2 separate regions of the Homo sapiens genome follow, and region 2 is linked to region 1. Evidence: chromatin loops called from intact Hi-C (ENCODE). Cell type or tissue: Caco-2. All regions are shown on one strand.

Region 1 (8,000 bases):
TGTACTTTAGCCTGGGTGACAGAGCAAGACCCTGTTTAAAAAAAAAAAAATATATTTGCCCTAAATGGTGGCGTGTGCCTATATTCCCAGCTTGGGAGGCTGACATAGGAGGATTGTTTGAGCCTAAGAGTTTGAGGCTGAAGTAAGCTATGAATGCACCACTGTACTCCAGCCTGGATGACAGAGCAAGATTCCATCCCTCAATAACAAAAACAAGGCAAAAGACCCAACAGACATTTATCAAAAGATGACAAATAAATGGCCAGAAAGCCACATGTGGTAGGTAGCACGTGCCTGCAGTCCCAACTACTCGGGAGGTTGAGATGGGAGGATCACTTGAGCCTGGGAGGTTGAGGCTGCAAATGAGCTGTGATTGTGCTACTGCACTCCAGCCTGGGTGACGGAGCAAGACCCTGTCTCAGTAAATTTAAAAAAAATAAAATAAATGGCCAACAGGTATATGAAAAAATGCTGACCACCACTAGTCATTATTAGACTGTCTATTTTCAATGATAAAAGATAACAAACGTTGACAAGGATGTGGAGAAAAGGGAACCCTTACACACTGTTGATGGCAATGTAAGTTAGTACAGATATGAAAAACAGTATGCAGGGTCCTCAGAAAATTAAAAATAGAATTACCATTAAGATCCAGCTCCTGCTCATCAAAGCAAGTTTAAAAAAAAAAAATCCAGGCTTGGTGCAGTGGCTCATGCGTGTAATCCCCGCACTTTGGAAGGCTGAGGCGGGCAGATCACCTGAGGTCGGGAATTCGAGATCAGCCTGGCCAACATGGTGAAACTCTGTCTCTATTAAAAAAACAAAAAAATTAGCCACGCATGGTGGTGTACATCTGTAATCCCAGCTATTTGTGAGGAGGAAGCACGAGAATCACTTGAACCCGGGAGGCAGTGTTGCAGTGAGCCGAGATCACACCACTGCACTCCAGCCTGGGAGACAGAGCAAGGCTCAGTCTCAAAAAAATAAAAAATAAATAAATTAATTAAATAAAATAAAAAATTAAAAATCCAGCAATCCCATTACTGGTAATACATCCAGAGGAAATGAAATCAGTACATCAGACATCTACACTCTCATGTATATTGCAGCACTAGTCACAAAAGCCATCAATTGATTATAGAATAAATGTAAGTGTCCATCAACAGATGAATAAAGAAAATGTGGTATATATACACAGTAGAATCCTATTAAGCCTTATAAAAGCAGGAAATTCTGTCATTTGTGACAATATGGATGAACCTGGAGGACAGTACTTATATTAAGCAAAGTAAGTCAGGCACAGAAAGACAGTAACAATGTGATCTCACTTGTGTAGAATCTAAAAAAGTTGATCTCATAGAAGTTGAGAATAGTGCTTACCAGAGGCGAGGGGAGGGGAGACAGGGAGAGGTTGGCCAACTGGTACAATATTATAGTCAGATGGAAGGAATAAATTCACCTTATACCTCATAAATAGGACAATTATTATTATTATTATTTTTTGAGACTGAGTTTTGCTCTATCATCCAGGCTGGAGTGCAATGGTGCAATCTCGGCTCACCGCAACCTCCGCCTCTCAGGTTTAAGCGGTTCTCATGCATTAGTCTCCTGAGTAGCTAGGATTCAGGCTCCCACTACCATGCCCAGCTAATAATTTTTGTATTTTTAGTACAGATAGGGTTGCACCATGTTGGTCAGCTGGTCTCGAACTCCTGACCTCAAGTGATCCAACCGCCTCGGCCTCCCAAATTGCTGGGATAACAGGCGTGAGCCACCGCACCCGACCAATATGTACAATTATTACATGTCAATTATAAACATTATGAATAATGCTCCATTGCCTCAGCACTTACATCAAATACACAGGTTATAAAATTATAAAATTCTGGCCGGGCACAGTGGCTCACGCCTGGAATCCCAGCACTTTGGGAGGCAAAGACGGGCAGATCATCTGAGGTCAGGAGTTCAAGACCAGCCTGATCAACATGGTGAAACCCTGTCTCTACTAAAAATACAAAATTAGCCAGGCGTGGTGGCACATGTCTGTAATCTCAGCTACTCAGGAGGCTGAGGCAGGAGAATCGCTTGAACCCGGGAGATGGAGGCTGCAGTGAGTTGAGATCGTACCATTGCACTCCAGCCTCGGCAACAGAGTGAAACTCCATCTCAAAAAAAAAAAGAGATTATTTAATGCCTGTTACATTCTATAGCACTATAAAACAAGAAAAACCCATGCTACATGCTACAGTGATACAACAACTTAGTAGGCTGCCCAAGGTCTTGAAATATGTCATCTCTAGGCCGGACATGGTGGCTCACGCCTGTAATCCCAGCACTTTGGGAGGCTGAGGCGGGTGGATCATGAGGTCAGGAATTCAAGACCAGCCTGGCAAACACGGTGAAACCCCATCTCTACTAAAAATACAAAAATTAGCTGGGCATGGTGGCAGACACCTATAGTCCCAACTACTCAGGAGGCTGAGGCAAGAGAATCGCTTAAACACGGGAGGAGGAGGTTGCAGTGAGCCGAAATCGGGCCACTGTACTCCAGCCTGGGCAGCAGAGTGAGACTCCATCTCAAAAAAAAAAAAAAAAAAAAAAAAAAGAAAAGAAAAAGAAAGAAATATGCCATCTCTAATGTCAAACATCTACCTATTTTTAATTATTTGGGTTTTTTCCCCTGTCATTTTTAGCAACGGGGATATTTTGGGATTCATGTATGTGAATCCGCTGAATGAATGCTTAGGCAGATGACAAACCTGAGGAACTGTCTGCTCCAACCTGTAACACAAAGATTTCCACCTGATAAATTAAGATAAGAAGTTACCTAACCAACTATATTTTGCTGAAAAGCAAAAAAGCCACTGAAAGCTCCGCAAACTGTCTACAAGTCACAGGGTACCCAGTCTAGCACATACAGGGCTTAGTCCCCAAGGCTGAGGGCCTGGACCTAGGAGAAAATAGAGCAGGCAGTTCCATGACTATCATCTAAAAGTCAAAATGACTAGAAAGAAAAAAAAATCACGACATAACCAGTGTCTCAACAGAGAAATGATCTTTAAGCCATAGGGCTGGCTACATGGAAAAGAGAATACAGCGTAATATCAAAACAGCTACTGAATTTAGAGCACAAGGAAAATAAGAAAAAAAAGCAGATTTTTGAAAAATTTCTTCTAACCATCTAAAATTCAAATTGCAGCTATGGCTCAGGTGAAAAAAACAGTGCTGCAGTAAAACATCAGCACCTCTACGGAGTAATCAGGACGGTATTAACCCCCACCTCTCTGAAAACAAGAAAAGCCAGGAGGTACCATTAAAAGAACAGGCTAGGCCAAGCACAGTGGCTAACACCTATAATCAATCTCAACACTTCAGGAGGTCAAGGTGAAAGGATTGCTTCAGCCCAAGAGCTGGAGACCAGCCTAGGCAACATAACAAGACTCGATCTCTACAATTTTTTTTTTTAATTGGCCAGGCATGGTGGCATTGAGCCTGTGGTCCCAGGTACTTGGGAAGTTGAGGTGGGATGACTGCTTGAGCCTGGAAGGTTGGGGCTGCAGTGAGCCGTGATCACGTCACTGCACTCCAGCCTGGGCAACACAAAAACCCTGCCTCCAAAAAAAAAAAAAGACCAGTCCAGCCCAGGTGGAGTGCTGGCTCTGCACAAAATAGCTGTGCAGACCTTGGGCAGGCCTCCAAGTCTGTTTTCACACCATAAAACAATGTAGCAGTATCTAACAGAAGTTTCTGCGAAAATTACATGAGATCATATGAGCTGTTCACTTATCAGCACCAATTGCAAAGCAAAGGTTAATGTTTAAGAGGATGCCAGAAGGAAGAAAGGATAAAGCTCAGTCTTAAGAATTCTACTCCAGCACGGCTCAGCCTTGACGCTTTGTATCTGGGGCCAGGTCATTCTTTGCTGAGGGGCAAAGCTGCCCTGTGTACTGCAGGAATGTTTAGCAGCAACACTGCCCTCTATTCACTAGATGCCAGCTGTACTACCACCAACATGGTAACAATAAAAAACATGTTCGGCCGGGCATGGTGGATCATACCTGTAATCCCAGCACTTTGGGAGGCCGAGGTGGGTGGATCACGAGATCAGGAGTTCAAGACCAGCCTGGCCAATATGGTGAAACCCCGTCTCTACTAAAAATACAAAAATTAGCCGGGCGCAGTGGCAGGCACCTGTAATCCCAGCTACTTGGGAGGCTTAGGCAGGAGAATCGCTTGAACCTGAGCAGCAGTGATTTCAATGAGTCAAGATTGAGCCACTGCACTCCAACCTGGGTGACAGAGTGAGACTCTGTCTCAAAAAAAAAAATGTTCAAACATTACCAAATGGCGAGATGCGGGTACAAAATCACCCCACTATTCCTCTACTTTTTTTATCATTCTTTCTGCAGTTTTTACCTATTTTTCCTTCCCCAAAATTTGAAAACCAATTTGTTCTCTAACTTGATTCCCAACTTATAATCTTTTCCTTCCTCTATTCAAAATAATTTCTTCCTCCTGATTTGCCTATTTCAGTTAACAGTAGTGCCTTTTTCCCACTCACCCAGGCTCAAAATCTTCCTCGTTTCCAATGGCCTGGTCCTCTCCCTATCTCCCAAATTCTCTCCTCCTTTCCATTCTCAATGCTCCTGCCCAAATGTATATCCTCCCCCAACCCCCACTACAGCAGCCTCCTCTCTGGTCTCCCAGCTTCTTGATCCCTCTCTCCTCTATGCTATCCCCTAGGCCACCTTAGAAAGTGTTTCTAAAATACAAATTTCAAGCCGCCACTGTCCTTAGCACAGTCCTTGGAACACAGCATGCCTCTGCCTACCCTTCCCACCTAGGAGGTCCTTCCACCAGGCATGGTCAGAAGTACTCCCTCCCACTTTCTCATAAAGTGCTTGCATCCCTTCTAGCCCACGCTGACTCCCAGTCAATACTCGACAAAAAGAGTACTAGGCACATTAAGATGTGTAAATACATTACGAAAGACACGGAAATTACGATCTCATTGTGGAAAACTAAAGATAAGGGTTGTGCCCCACCACGCAGCAGAACGAGGAGATTCCCTGCCACTGACAGAGAATGGAGAGATCCTGGAAGGACGCTAGACAGGCTGACGGGGCTCCACTGGAGGGGAAAACAGGAAGGAGAACGTGGGCATCACTGAAAGCAATATATGACAGATAACAGAAGAAGTGCTTTTATTATTATTATTATCTAAATTCTACTCCTAGCTGGGTGCAGTGGCACACACCTGTAGTCCCAGCTAATGAGGAGGGTGAGGTGGGATGATCGCTTGAGCCCAGGAATTCCAGGCTGCAGTTGAGCTATGATCCCACAAATGCACTCCAGACTGGGCAACAAGAGCAAGACCCTGTCTCAAAAAGAAAGAAAGAAAAGAAATACCACTCAACCTTCTGGTTTCCAGTCCAGTATGTGTAAGAAGCTTAGAAGTCGCCACCTGATCCTAACAACATGTAAAAAGCTAAATCAACTGAAAAATCAACTCTTAAAGAAATAAGGTGGCTGGGCGCAGAGGCTCACGCCTGTAATCCCAGCACTTTGGGAGGCCAAGGCGGGAGGATCACGAGGTCAGGAGATCGAGACCATCCTGGCTAACACGGTGAAACTCCGTCTCTACTAAAAATACAAAAAATTAGCCTGGCGTGGTGGCGGGCGCCTGTAGTCCCAGCCACTTGGGAGGCTGAGGCAAGAGAATGGCGTGAACCTGGGAGGCGGAGCTTGCAGTGAGCCAAGATCATGCCACTGCACTCCAGCCTGGGTGACCGCAAGGCTCTGTCTCAAAAAAAAAGAAATGAGGTTAAGGGGGAAACTGCTGCCTCCCAAATTGGACAGACAGACCGGCAGATACAGAGAATCACAGTTTACTGGAGCAAAATCCTCCACCAAATCAGCACTAGGGTAGGAAAACCTTAACTATAACTAACAAATTGCCGGAGGCTCAGTGTGGACAACTGTGAGAGTTTAAAACTCCAGGAGACCCAATTACTGGGGAGCCCCATTCTTTGACGAGTTTTACCTCCAGGAGCTCTACGAGTTCCTTACAGTGAAAACTGAGGGGGGGAAAAAATCCCTTCATGCTTCCAGCAGAGGGAGGGGCAAAGAAACCTTTCCTTTTTTCTTTTCCTTTTTTTTTTTTTTTTTTTTTGAGACAGAGTCTCGCTCTGTCCCCCAGGCAGGAGTGCAGTGGCGCGATCTCGGCTCACAGCAAGCTCCACCTCCCGGGTTCACACCATTCTCCTGCCTCAGCCTCCCGAGTAGCTGGGACTACAGGCGCCCGCCACCACACTGGGCTAATTTTTTGTATTTTTAGTAGAGACGGAGTTTCACCGTGTTAGCCAGGATGGTCTCGATCTCCTGACCTCGTGATCCTCCCGCCTCAGGCTCCCAAAGTGCTGGGATTACAGGCGTGAGCCACCGAGCCCGGCCTCTTATATTTTTAAATACGACAGAACATTCTGTTCTTAACAAGGTCTGCCCTCAGGAGAAATTATTTTGCCAGTGTCTAACCTGTTGGGATTTTCTCAGAGCCTAAACTTCCTGAGAGAGGGCAAATACACAATTCCAGCCCCCTCTGGCCATTCTGTCCCACCTAAGCGGGGAGGAGAACTAAGAAAAATGGGTAAAGTTCACAGTCTAGGTGCACAGGCTCACCAAAAGACTGAGACCTCACCATAGGACTATAGGTTAAACATTCAAAAATCAACAATAGGCTGGATGTGGTGGCTCGTGCCTGTAGTCCAGCACCTGGGGAGGCCAAGGCAGGTGGACCACTTGAGGTCAGGAGTTCAAGACCAGCCTGGCCAACATGGTGAAACCCTGTCTGTACTGAAAATACAAAAATTAGCTGAATGTGATGGTGCACACCTGTAATCCCAGCTACTCGGGTGACTGAGGCATGAGAATTGCTTGAATCCAGGGAGTAGAGGTTGCAGTGAGCCGAGGTCACGCCACTGCACTCCAGTGTGGGTGACAGAGCGAGACTCTGTCTCAAAATAAAAAATAAAAAATAAAATCAATTAATATAATCTATCACATCAACAGGCTAAAGAAGAAAAATCACATGATCATATCAATAGATGGAGAAAAACTATCTGACAAAATCCAACACCCACTCATGGTAAATAATAAACTCTCAGAAAATGAGGAATAGAGAGGAACTTCCTCAACTTGATAAAGAACATCTATAAAAAACCTACAGCTAACATTATACTTGATGAGAAAGTCACAGCTTTTCTACGAAGAACAGGAACAAGGTAACAATGTTCCCCCTCACCACTTTTTTCCAACATCATAGGAAGTCCTAACTAATAAGAAAAGGAAATTAAAAGTATACAGATTAGGAAGAGAGAAATAAAACTTTGTAGATGATATGATTATCTATGTAGAAAATCAGAAAGAAGTGAAAAAAAATTTCTGGAATAAGAGATTATATAGCAGGACTGCAAGATACAAGGTTAATACATAAAAGTCAACCAGTTTCCTACATACCAGTGACAAATAAGTGGAATTTGAAATTAAAAGCACATTACCATTTATATGAGCACCCCCAAAAATGAAATACTTATATATAAATCTAACAAAATGTGTATTTTGTTATGTCACTCAATGTGTATTGAGTCATGGGTAGGAAGACTCAATATTATCAAGATGTCGGTTCTTCCCAACTTGATCTGTAGATTTAATGCAATCCCAATGAAAACCCCAGCAAGTTATTTTGTGAATACCAACGAACTGATTCTAAAATTTACAGGGAAGCCAGGCACAGTGGCTCATGCTTGTAATCCCAGCAATTTGGGAGGCCAAGGTGGGCAGATCACTTATGGTCAGGAGTTCCGAGACCAGCCTGGCAAACATGGTGAAACCCTGTCTCTACTAAAAATACAAAATTAGCTGGGCGTGGTGGCATGCACCTATAATCCCAGCTACTCGGGAGGCTGAGGCAGGAGAATCGCTTGAATCCAGGAGGCGGAGGT
Region 2 (8,000 bases), 60 kb after region 1:
TGGTGTTGGCCTCAACTTACGGGTAAAGGCCCCACTGCATGGCTATTATGGTCATTTCAGGGTGTCCTCAAAATCATAAGGCAGGGTGGCACAAGACTTCCAGTCAGACAAAAGAGCTGTGACCGACACCAAAGCCTTCCTGAGCACTCAGGCCGCACTGGAAATGCACAATCAGCGTGAACTAAGATAATACAAGGGCCACAGCTGAGCATCTCCAGAGCTGGAGGATCCAGAAGGCCTCTGACAGGACTTTAAAGACCTCGGTCTCAAGGAGTTTACTTGGCACAAGCAGCTTTCATCTGACATGACTAGCACAGACTGCCAATGGCTACCTGGAACGGGGTGTTAGAATTTGGAAGCAGCCCGAAGGCTCAGCAGAAAAGTGTTCAGATCAACTCTTGACATGAGTGACAGGGCAGGAGTGAGGAGCAGCGCCCCAGCCTCTGCATCTAGGACAGGTGCTCCATAGTTAAGATCAACTTCTCCCTCTGGCCGATTCTTCTGGGGCTTGTCCTGACTTGTGGCACCTGCAGAGACCCGTGTCCGCATCTTCACAGACCGCTCGCGAGCCTCTCTCTGGTCTCACCTTCCCTATCACAGCACTAACTTCAGAGGGGGCAGCCCAGTCAGCGAGGCATAAGAGGCCTGAAAAACCAGAATCCTCCAGTCCTGGCATTCTAATTCAGACCTGTGGACTGGATTTGTGAAAACGGATTCCTTGTTGTCTCTACTTCTGGATGCTAAAGCAAAGTCACACCATAGCTCTCAAGGTACTTTCCGAAAAAGCACCTGTATGGAAATTTTTCTTCCAACTACTCAGAACATTTTTTTATACATGTGTTCAAAGAAAGCAGTTCCTCTGTCAGCTGCTAAATTCTAAACGAACCACATGATAAAGATGAGCAGCCACACAGAAAAAGCACTCCGCAAACACATACACAGCACATGCACCCACCACCCTGGGAGGAGGGACTGGCAGTGCTGGCTTTCCTGCAGGATGTGGCTTCCAGAACCTTTCTTTCAGACAGGTGGAGGGGATGGCTGAGACAAACACCAAAAGAAATACAGCCTAAGAGAACGCATGTAAGAACTCAAGAAATCCTTATGTGAACATGACTTAACATACAATGGTCTCAGAGACAACTAAAGCCTTGAGCTCCTTCAGAGAGAGCACTGAGCCATGCCTATCCACTCTGCCCATGACCTCAGAGTTAGTCATACTGATCCTTGGATTGCTCCAATCATGCTGCAGAAAGGGAATTTGAATAAGCCAAGCACCCCAATATCAGCAGTCCCTGCAAAATGTACACCTTTCTTCTGTAATGCTGAGACTTCAGCTTAAAGCGATTATTCAGTCCCTCTGAACTTGAAAGCCTGTGCCTCCAGTTTGTTCTGCTTACTTGTGCACCTGTCTTATCCTGGAGCTAAGTAAGGCATAAGCTCCCTGAGGAAAGGGCCCAAGTCTCAAACATCTTTGTATGTCTTCAAGAACTAGCAGGATTTCAGTAAGTATTTAGTTTGTTAATATATATTCCCAAATATTTGGTTTAATAAATATTAATAGTTAAATATTAGTACACCCAACATCTTCCAAAAATTATTTGTATTCTTATCTTTTAAACTAAGTAGTATATTGAGTTCAGTAGCTATACACCAGTAATAAAGTTACTACTTAAGCATAAAACACCTACATCACATAGCCATTCAACATAGGCAACTCTGTGGCTGTCTCCATATACAGATGGCAGCACGAACCTAAGTGTTTTTGTTTAAAAATCACAGGTCTCTGGCCGGGTGCAGTGGCTCACACCTATAATCCCAGCACTTTGGGAGGCCAAGGCAAGGCGGATCACCTGAGGTCAGGAGATTGAGACCATCCTGGACAACATGGTGAAACCCCGTCTCTACTAAAAATACAAAAATTAGCTGGATGCGGTGGCACGTGCCTGTAATCCCAGCTACTTGGGAGGCTGAGGCAGGAGAATCGCTTGAACTTGGGAGGCAGAGGCTGCAGTGAGCTGAGAGTGTGCCACTGCACTCCAGCCTGGGGACAGAGCGAGACTCCGTCTCAAAAGAAAAAAAAAAAAAGACACAGGTCTTACTATGTTGCCCAGGCAGGTCTCAAAACTCCTAGGCTCAAGTGACCCTCCCACCTCAGCCTCCCATGTAGCTGGGGCTACAGGTGTGCCACCATGCCTGGCTTTTAAGTGTTTTTATGTCTGCATTTATAAAATGGGCTTCACAAGTCTCCAGTTTCACCAAGGAACCAGACTCAGAAAACAAATGGTCGTTATGCTGCATTTATTATGAGAATCAACAGTCAACAGTTAATGATTGACTAACTCTTGTTGTTCACTCTGGACATTAACGAAAAAGACTGGAATAGGGCTACAGCGCTGCTTTTATGCTACACGGGTTATGCTTGGACTCTGACTCCCAGCAGCAGGTAGATTCAGGAATTCATGGCAGTGACATTCACCATCATGGGAAACACCTTCCCTTTTCTTCAGGATTCTCTGTAGTGGAAGAGAGCACCCAGTGTTGGGCTGAAAACATCTGAAAGTAGGGAGAAGAACCTAAAATAATCAGTATCTCAGAGGGCTCTAAGGTGCCAAGAAGTCTCACTGGACATTTAAGTGCCAACAAAGGCATACTTTCGGAATCGCCAAGTCAAAACTTTCTAACTTCTGTCTCTCTCAGAGACAAGTGAGACTCAAGAGTCTACTGCTTTAGTGGCAACTACAGAAAACTGGTGTTACCCAGAAAAACAGGAGCAATTAGAAATGGTTCCAATATTTCAAAGCTCCGCAAACAGGATGTGCTTTCCTTTGCCCATTTAGGGTTTCTTCTCTTTCCTTTCTCTTTGTTTAGTCTTCGTTCTCTTTTTCAGTTTCCATCAGATCTTGCCCCCACACACCACTGGAATCTCAGAGGTTGCTTCTTTCTCCTTTCCATCTTTACTCCTACTTTCTGGAGTAGCCAATACAGCATGTCACAATACGGCACTGTTCAAAATGCTCCTCTATCACAATTCTGAGTCTGGTACTGGTGGTCTGCTGAACTGAGTCAGTTCGTTTTGAAAAAGGTCAGCAAGCAATGAAAAGGTGGAAGCCTTAAGGCCAGAAGCTATGAATTCCCCAAGTCCATCATCTTTTCTAACAAACTGGCTAGGCACTGGAATGTATAGAGTCTAATTTAATTCTACTCAGTCCTTTTGTCTTCTTGCAGGACTTAGCGACATCATCACAGTCTCTAACACCTTGAAAATGTTTAAAACATATGATGACCTTGGAACATATGATGAAGAACTCATATCCAGTTACCAAGGTATTCAAGAAAAATAGTCTAGAGGACGGTACTGAAGTTAGAGATGGGATACAGACTGTGCCTCTACTCAAATCACGTCTAGAGCCTTGAAGTGCAGCCAAAGCTCACAAGTCCCAGTCTCTCTGAGTATTTAAAAGTTTAAAACTACTGAAGCACACTTTATAAAGCAAATTGTGTGAAAATACTTTTAAAAGATATGCTTATCAAATCTCCCTTACTTACTTGCATTGTTTTTTTCCTGAGTGGTATCTGCATCAGTGTTAGAGCTGACAGATTGACTGTCTGAATTTTTGCTGCTGTCACCTAACTTTTTAAGCCTATTTAAACGTTTATCTGTTTCTCTGAGTCCATATTTGCTATTGATAACAGGAGCAGGCGCAGGCAGTCCCACTCTGGATTTAAAAGCACCAGTGCCCCGTCTGAAAGAGAAAATAGCACAGGTTAAACAAATAGAACACACTTTCTTATAATAAGCTTAACTGCTGAGGGTACTTGGCTACAGGTTAACAGATGTGATGAGCTGCTGAGGCCTTAATCACCACTGGAAACCGAAGACTAGAACTCACAAAGGAAATTAAGTATCTATATTATAAAATTAACTTTAAATCTATATTTAAAATAATAAAACAACTTGTTATGACTATTATCAATCATTAATTGCCTATGAGAAACTACTGGACCTTGTAAAATTTTTTCCTTTTTTTTTTTTTTTTGAGACAGGGTCTCACTCTACCGCCCAGGCTGGAATGCAGTGGCACGATCATGGCTCACTGCAGCCTCAACCTCTTAGGCTCAAGAAGTCGTCCCACCTCAGCATCCTGAGTATCTGGGACCATAAGCGTGTAGCACCACCACCAGCTAATTTTTAAATTTTTTTTTGTAGAGATGGGGTCTCACTATGTTGCCCAGGCTGGTCTCCAACTGCTGGGCTCAAGGGATCTTCCCAGCTGGGTCTCCCAAAGTGCTGGATTTACAGGCGTGAGCCACAAAGTCCAGCCCTTTAATAAACATTGCCAGATTACTTTGCCAAAGGGATAGAGCAAATCATGGTCCCACTAGCATGGTGTGAGTTCCTGCTTCTCCACATCCTCATCAACGGTACATTGTACTCCTTAAATTTTACCAAAGTGGGCCAGGCATGGTGGCTCACACCTGTAATCCCAGCACGTTGGGAGGCTGAGGTGGGCAGATCACGAGGTCAAGAGATAAAGAGACCATCCTGGTGAACATGGTGAAACCCTGTCTCTACTAAAAATACAAAAAAAAATTAGCCCGGCGTGATGGCAGGCGCCTGTAGTCCCAGCTACTCGGGAGGCTGAGGCAGAAGAATTGCGTGAACCTGGAAGGTGAAGGTTGCAGTGAGTTGAGATCGAAACTTACACAGAGCAAGACTCCGTCTAAAAAAATTTTACTTTTTGCCAAAGTGATGAGTGAAAATGAATACCTAATCTTGTTTTAATCTCATTTATGGCCATTTTTTTCCTGTGAAGCATCTCTGCATCTCTTTTTCCTTTACCTTTTTTCCTATTTGACTATGTCTTTTCCCTATAAGCTTATAGGAGCTTTTTGTTATTAGAATTTTTTTTTTTTTTTTGAGACACAGTCTTGCTGTGTCACCCAAGCTGGAGTGCAGTGGTGCGATCTTGGCTCACTGCAACCCCTGCCTCCTGGGTGCAAGCGATTCTCCTGCTTCAGCCTCCTGAGTAGCTGGAATTATAGGCGCGCACCACCACATCTGGCTAATTTTTGTATTTTTAGTAGAGACGGGGTTTTGCCATGTTGGCCAGGCTGGTCTCGAACTCCTGACCTCAGGTGATCCACCTGCCTCAGCCTCCCAAAGTGCTGGGATTATAGGCGTGAGTCACACGTGCGTGGCCTTTGCTTTAAATTTTCTAGAGTAAAATGTGCAGTACTTATGAACATATTACAATTACTACTGTCAGTACAGTGTAGCAGAGAAACATGCTTCAAATGTATCCTGGAGTGTCTAGCGCGACTCAGTGTCTCTGCACACGTGATTCCGTCCATTCTCACTTCTTCACGGAGCCTCTTCCTTTTACCCTCTGGCTCTCAGCACAGTGTGTGTGTCCCCTTCACTGAACTGCCCTGACAGCTGGCACTGTGCTGGTCTTGTTTATCCTGCATGCACTTGGCCTAACATTAAGTAACTGTTCAGTTAATATGTAATGAATAATGGAATGAGCTCCTAGATGCATCTTCCCAGCTAATTTCTGTAAAGGCAGAAACAATTTGGTGTTTATGAGAACTTCAAGAATATATGCAGCCAATCTTGAAATCAAACTGCTCAAACAGTCTGACAATAGCCATGGCCACTATTCTCCATCATGCTGTTCCATTTAAAAAGGACTTACACACGTTTCTATCTACTTCTCACACTAACCTTGTGGAGTAGGTGGGATTATCCTCATTTTCACCAGTGAGAAAACAGAGGCTCATGAAAGAGAACTAATCTGCTCAAGGAAAATGACTATACCTGCAGTTCTAAACCAGGGAAAGAGCTGTTTCGGTGTTGGTTTGGAATCCTCAGTATGTGGTTAGGTGTTTTCAGGACCGCCTCCAAAAACTTCATTATATATATTTACTCTATTCATTCATTTACCAAATATTTATCAAGGACTTACTATGCACCAGGGTACTGTTCTGTATTCTGGGGATATAGCGGAAAATGAAACAGATACAAGCCCCTGCCTTCATGGAGCTCATATTCTAATGGGAAAATAACCAGAAACCAATTATTGTAGTTAACATTTGTGTATTAACTGTGTGCTATTCTACATGCTTTACAGGAAATAACAAATTTAGCCTTCACATCAACCCTACAAAATAGGTTCTGATGTTATCCCCATTTTACAGATGGGGAAATTAAGGCACAAAGCAGCTAAGTGACTTACCCTACACATCACATAGCTAATGAAATGCAGAGTTGCAGGATTCCAACCCAGGCAGTCTGATTTCAGATGATAGGCACTTAACTGTTATACTGTTTCCTCTACAAAATGATTTTGAAGAATTATTGAACTATAATTAAACTACTTTAAAGGGTATTCTCTGGACTGGTCCAAGATCTAACCAACATGTGAATAATTTTTATGTAGAAAAAGATAAATTTTATGTCCCTCTGCCCTGGTAAAAATTCAGCAGCACTAGGAACTGGTTTTCTGCCACATCTTTATGGCAAGGAGCCCACTCAGTGCTGGGAGAGGGATGGCTACGGTAGCACTGTGACTTGATGACTCCGTCCTCTCTCACCACACAGTTGGAAATCCCTGGCTATCCAGAAAGGAGGGAAATGGCAACTGGGGTATCTGCCCACTGCAACCTCTAGGCTGGCTATTTGTAGGTGTTTTAAAGTGGGAGAAGTGACACTAATAACTCTGATCATAACTCCAAAAGCAATATGAAGTGGAAAGAATGAGGACTCTGAAGTTAGGCTGACTGGGGTCTGATACTTATGTTCTGGTACTCGCAATGTGGGCACCTCCTAGCTCTCTCATGAATATCTGTGAGAACTGAACAAGGTGGTGTGAGTAAAGTGCCTGGCACAGTGCAAGATGTGCAAAATGGACTCCAGGTTTCCTTCTCTGTGGCCTGTGTGGTCTGTACTGCCTTTGAGGGGACTCTTCCTGCAGCCCTTGCCTGCCTGAGCCTGTGACGCTCCCTTCATGGTGCTCTCACACACAGAAGTCACTATAATGAGCAATATGAACTGGTGGTCCTGCCAATGAAGATCTGGGGGATTTCTGTAAAGACTCCAGGACTCTTGATGAGACATAAGAAGAGGTTCCTTATTGAATGACTGATATCAGGGAACAACTCTTAAGAACTGTGAAACCAAAATTCCAGAAGACACAGCTTGATAATATGCAAGACGACTATCAGTGGTGAACTCCACTTGACATTTTGAGTAGCGGCAACCCCATTCTGGCATTGCGTGTGTGCATGTGTGTGAGCTATTAACCATTCTCTCCTTAAGCACATCTGTATTCTGGCCCACTCTTAGCTGGTAATATTAAGATTTTAAAGGGAAATTTTAAATTTATTGAGGGACATTCCAATGTCCCTAAATAGCTGTGCAGCATTTGACTTTGTTCATACACACTGCACCAGCCGCTATGCTAAAGAACATAAAGACTATCTCTGCATTTAAACAACAAAGAGATAATGTGAGTTTAATCCCCATAATCAGGTTGTTAACAAAAAATGTTTAGGCTGAACATTTTACTTAATACCTTACCTTTCGCAAGTGTAACACTCGCAGAACTCATTATTTTCTCCAAAGAACCCATCTCCATAATAACAAGAAATTTCTTCTCCAGGTTCAATGTCTCTTAGAGCCTTCACACATGCTGTATCTCGACCAGTTGACACAAACTAAAATAAAAGTAACTCAGTAAGAAACTCACACCTGAAGCAAAAACAAAATACTTGAAGAAAATTTTTTTAATGCTTACCTTACAATTAGGTCTGCAATCTGAAAAATGTCCAAAAGATAAAGTCAATTAACTGTTGATAAGATCTGAAACACGAACAATTATAGAAATCTGAAATAAGCTTTCCATATAACTTTACAACTTTTGATAGGAGTTTAGGTCTCAAGTTCAACTAAAGGAATATACATTTATTTTAATAAGTTTGTGGAAACATTTCTATTT

The links. Hi-C counts contacts between places; a loop is a spot of excess contacts. Peaks named below come from ENCODE experiments on the same cell type or tissue, not always from the same donor. Only the 100,000 strongest peaks of a DNase experiment are listed, where the experiment ranks them.
Region 2: a loop joins it to region 1, with 2.2 times the contacts of the local background. A loop is called at or near these places in 5 of 110 quality-filtered maps.

What each region holds. Positions count from the first base shown.
Region 1 is chr11:68,102,936-68,110,935 of GRCh38, forward strand. All of the region lies in intron 1 of CHKA (choline kinase alpha), which reads right to left. Among named protein-coding and RNA genes, the nearest start is that of CHKA, 14 kb to the right of the region's middle. RefSeq lists a silencer at 586-786. In Caco-2, no CTCF peak of the experiment used is centred here; DNase peaks (open chromatin) are centred at 3,666 and 3,916.
Region 2 is chr11:68,163,433-68,171,432 of GRCh38, forward strand. KMT5B (lysine methyltransferase 5B) reads right to left here. Exons shown (of 11, transcript NM_017635.5): 8 at 7,800-7,819; 9 at 7,583-7,719; 10 at 3,550-3,746. Among named protein-coding and RNA genes, the nearest start is that of CHKA-DT, 46 kb to the left of the region's middle. In Caco-2, no CTCF peak of the experiment used is centred here; no DNase peak of the experiment used is centred here.